2 separate regions of the Homo sapiens genome follow, and region 2 is linked to region 1. The links are chromatin loops, found by intact Hi-C in ENCODE. Cell type or tissue: endothelial cell of umbilical vein. All regions are shown on one strand.

Region 1 (2,500 bases):
AGCTGCTTGAGTGGAAATGTTTACTGGCCCAATAAAGTTCTCCTGTGCCCTCTTGGGAGTAGAGCTCTTCTGGGTTTCAGTAAACCTGGGCTCTTTCTGTGGCCCTGATTTCCTTTCCCATTTCTACCTTTGCCTATCGCAGCAAGTTGACCCCTGCCCCACACCACCCACCCAAACAGCCTTGCTCCGCCAAGTACCCAGCCCCTCACTGACCTCACCTCAACTGTGTAAAAACAAATTAGTCACACTGATCCAAATGTGTCTGGATGGATTGCCCCCCCACACATAGAATATGAGTCGAGGGGGAACTTGTTTTCCATCTCTGGAGCAGCCTTATAGAAAGGCTTAAAAATCTTCAGCCTCACAACTTTCACAGAGCCACAGAGCTTTCCTCTGTAGTCGGTGATTGTCTGTATCTGGAAGCCATTTTTAAAAATAGAAAAGGAAATGTCTTTCACTGTTTTAAAATGCACACACTGGCAGGTAGTAGTGATAGCTATTTCAGTACCGCAGACACCACACTGAAAACACTTTCTATACTTTACCTCATTTACTCCTCACAGCAACCTTTACCTACAACAACAGCCAGCATCTAAAAAGGCACTGTTACTATTCTGTTTTTCACATGGGATGACTGAAGCTTAGAGAACAGTAAAATGACGCCCTAAAGTCACACAGCTACTAACAGAGCCATGATTTGCACCCAGCCAGGCTGAGCTCAGAGACAGCACTCTGAAATGCCTAATTCAGTGGCTATTTCATTTATACTCATTATTAATGATTGAAGTTTTCTAGAACCTAAGACTGCGAGCTTACCTAACCCAGGTTCTCCTTTCCACCTGGCTACACTCATTTCCTTATTTGATACAATGCCTTCTTCCTTATATGGTTCTTTACGAAGTGTAGTCAACAGGCTTTTAATTCATTGCTTCCTGCCTCTTTAGTCCTCTCCCACCTTCAATTCTTTCCCAAGATCTCGGCCACAATACTGTTTCCTCTCTACTGTTTTTTACTCACATCTTCCACAAGGGGGCACATTCTGACCATAAAGCTTTGAGGCTCTCCAGTCAGCTAAAATACAACCAGCGTCACCCTAATGCTTTCATTCTGTTACAAGAAATGCCTTTATTCAAGCTACATTCCTCATTGTTATTTCACGTAGGGGAAACAACAGTAAAAAAGGAAACCATATAATTTTTGTAGACTGTTTGACCATAATTCATTCACTGGATTTCTATGTTAGGTATGGAATCCATTAAGCAGGATATTGAAGCTTATGAATGGAAACCTAGTAATTCCTCTTTAATAAACATGAGTTACTTTTATTTCTTAAACTTTATTAGGCATTTACTCAAAACATTACTCAGAAATGTTTGTTAATAATATGAATGATGATTTTGATTCCGTTTGCGTTGTTACTATGTCTAAGGGTCCAAAACACAAAGTCTGGATTATTCATAAAGACTGAGAAAATGGCTGGCATTTGAATGTAAATCTTAGTGCTTGAGCCTAACTCCATCTTGACACTTCTCACCAACCCTAAGGAAGGAGTGGCTGCTACCACAGTGGCCTTTTTGTGTAGCTGAGGAAACCAAGACATGAGGAGATTCGTTCAGGCCTTATAAGAGTCACATATGGGGAATAGGCCCGGTTCTTGTCAGCTCCCTGAGGCTACACTGGTCACCAAGCAGAACTACCGCAAGAGGAAAATGAAGAATGAAAGAAATATGAAGACAATTCTAACATTAAAGGCAGGCTCACCTTGTCCTCTTTGCCTGCCAGACTTCTAAATGGTGGATTCCTCCCTGTTTAGTTTCGGGCTCTCTTCTCTTCTCCTTCACTCTTCTCCTAAACAATTGCATCCACTTGCAGGACTTTGAATATCTCCCCAGACCTCTCCTCTGACACACTTCCCCTGAGTCATAGCTAACTGCCTGTCTGAAAACTCCATGTGGAGGACTCCTTGCCGTAGTAAACTGAGTAAGTCCAAATTGAAGCAATTGATTTCCTGCCACGTCCCTGAAAAAGCATCACCATCCTCCCAGCATCCTCCTTTCCCAATTTCAGAAAACGGCCCTGATGTCTACCCGGTTACTAAAAGCAGACCCCTGGGAGCCACACTGACATCCACCTGTGCCTCTTCCCACACTCAAATGCATCAGCCAGTCCTCTTGATTCTATGTCTAAAATAGATCTTGTATTTTTCCACTTTTTTTTTTTTTCCATTTTGTGTTCAAGTTTCTGCAGTCTCTGGCCTGGACCACAGCAGAAGCTTCTCCCTGGAGCACTGTTTCCATTCGTGTTCCTCCTTCCACAATCCAGTCTCCACACAGAAGCCAGATTAGTCTTCTTAAAATATAGATTTGACTATTATTTATCCTGCTTAAAACCCTTAACTTCTCCTGACACATGAAATAAAACCTCAATTCCTTATTATGGCCCACAATGTCCTGTACCCTCTGGTCCCCACCACCTGTCCAGCATTAATCCACTGCTCACT
Region 2 (2,500 bases), 780 kb after region 1:
TTGTTGAGTGTCAGTTATTTATCAGGCTAGGTGATAGATATGGAATGATGAACCAGATCAGGAGAGATGACTCTGTCCTTATGAAGTGTAATTTAATAAATAGAAGAAGCAGGTGCCAAATAAATATATAACAAGCATATTGTGCTGTAATTCTTGTAAATTATAAGTTTTTAGAAGGAAAAGTGCAGAGTGCTATGAAAGAATAAAGATTGGATGGATAACAGCAGGACAGCAACTTACTTTATGTAATAGCAATTAAAAGAATAATCAGTAAGAAATTATCAGTGGCATTTCAAAAGGACCTTAGAAATATCTTATCTTGAGTGTCAGCCTTGGTTCTCATCCCTAATCTCCCACATACACTGAAATACCATATCTTGCTAACACTTATCCCCTAAATATTTCTCAAAACCATGTCTTCCTCTCCACCCTTTATTGCCACTGCTCTGGTTAAAGCTTTAGTGCTTGCTGCCTGGACTACCCACAACAGCCACTGTGTTTGATTCCTACCTCCAGTCTTCATGAAGGATGAAGTCCAAATTTCTTAAAAGATAGCATACCTTCTGAGTGATTTAGAGCTCTCCTAACAGAGATATAAACCTAACAGGTTTATATCTTGACATGTTCTGAGTCATACTTTCCACATTATGCTTTTATGCTATTTCTTATATTCTAGTCCTTGCTGTTGCTTTTCCCTTTGTTCAAAATATGGTATACCAACAACCTCCCCCCTCCCCTCACCCCTTGGTTACTAGCTCATGCATCATCTCCTTTGTAAAAAGCTTTCACTGATCCATCCCATCCCCAGGATGAGCCCCCGTACTTCTCTGTGACCATCTCCATTACTAATATTACTTAACCATATTATTGTGTAATTACTTGAGACCAGGAAATATCTTATTCATTTTTATATCTGTAGTGCCTAGTGATAGTAGGCACTCAATAAATGTTTTTAGGTAAATAAGTAAATTGGTTGCCTTAAATTGGCCTCTCTTATTCAGTAACTATTAAGCATAGATTTTTAAATATTTATTATGTTTTAATATGTGTCTCTCATCATGAAAAATTCAGATTTGAGCAGATATTTAGTCTTAATAATTTGTGCCTGTAATGAGACCTTTATGTGGTCTTTGCTACCTAGTGAGAGCAGTGCCATCTATTGGCTGTAATCCAAAGTGTATCCACTGTTATATCCAGAATTGAGCATAGAGCATTAATGAAACATTTTAAGGAAGGCACACGTATGAAAATTTTTTCATAAATTTACACAAAAACTATCTCATGCATGGCAAAAATAAATGAAGTAATTTAATCAAATATGCCAACAAAGGAGAACGATGTTGTGTCTTGACACAGTAACAGAAAATGTGTATCATCAGCATTTGCTTTTATTATTTATTTATATCCCAGCTCATTTCTAAAGAAATTATTATGGCTGTATTATTCGATAGAAAAAGACTAAGCCAAAATGCAAATGAATATTCACTCCTATCCTTCTTTAAAAACTAATTAGTACTTTGTGATTTAGATAGCATTTTATTTCCAAAAACATTTAAAGTTTTTACAGAACCATAAAGGTGAGACAAAAAAGATCTCTAAACACAAAATATCTCTAAACCATGAAAATTGTCTTTTAATAGGAATCCACACCTGGATAAGAAAGGTAGCAGTCCTGTTTGTTACGAGTAACTTGTGCCACATTATTGAAAATTGTTGTTGTTGTTGTTGTTGTTGTTAGACGGAATCTCACTCTTGTTACCCAGGCTGGAGTGCAGTGGCACGATCTCAGCTCACCGCAATCTCTGCCTCCCTGATTCAAGCTATTCTCCTGCCTCAACCTCCTGAGTAGCTGAGATTACAGGTGCCTGCCACCACGCCTGGCTAATTTCTGTACTTTTTTAGTAGAGACAGGGTTTCGCCATGTTGGCCAGGCTGGTCTCGAACTCCTGACCTCAGGTGATCCACCCACCTCGGCCTCCCAGAGTGCTGGGATTACAGGTGTGAGTCACTGTGCCCAACCGAAAAAAAATTCTTTTTTTTTTTTTTACTTCATTCACTGATACTGTTTCTTCTGCAACAGTATTTTCACATGTTAAATGAAAATATGCTAAACAGTTAAATTTAATAAGCAGAAATAAAGCTATGCTGGATTTAGCAGGTGTCAAGTAGTCCTCTGACTAGCAATTGTTATCCTGTCAGCATGTATAGTTTAGTGCTACAGTGCTTTCTAGATAGACAAAGAAAATGTGTCATGAGGGTAGGCCACCAAAATATTAGGAAACCTTGCTGTATTGTCAAACTGCCACTGCTCTAAGGAGTTTCAGAAATAGTGTGTTTTCCGGTATGGTTAAAATAAACATAGTTTAAGATATACAGGATGGTAACAATATAATTTAAAAAATGTAGTGTCTTATATTTTAGTCATATATGAGTAAAGTTCGAGACCAGCCTGGTGAAACCAATGGTGAAACCAAAATGGTGAAACCCCGTCTCTACTAAA

Evidence for each region. Peaks named below come from ENCODE experiments on the same cell type or tissue, not always from the same donor. Only the 100,000 strongest peaks of a DNase experiment are listed, where the experiment ranks them.
Region 2: a loop joins it to region 1, with 29 times the contacts of the local background. A loop is called at or near these places in 4 of 110 quality-filtered maps.

What each region holds. Positions count from the first base shown.
Region 1 is chr3:157,531,752-157,534,251 of GRCh38, forward strand. No RefSeq gene overlaps it. Among named protein-coding and RNA genes, the nearest start is that of VEPH1, 30 kb to the left of the region's middle. In endothelial cell of umbilical vein, a CTCF peak has its summit at 1,038 (motif pointing right); DNase peaks (open chromatin) are centred at 210, 1,030 and 1,920; H3K4me3 peaks cover 1,775 bases; H3K27ac peaks cover 2,500 bases.
Region 2 is chr3:158,312,373-158,314,872 of GRCh38, forward strand. The region is part of intron 5 of RSRC1 (arginine and serine rich coiled-coil 1); the gene reads left to right. Among named protein-coding and RNA genes, the nearest start is that of RSRC1, 200 kb to the left of the region's middle. In endothelial cell of umbilical vein, no CTCF peak of the experiment used is centred here; no DNase peak of the experiment used is centred here.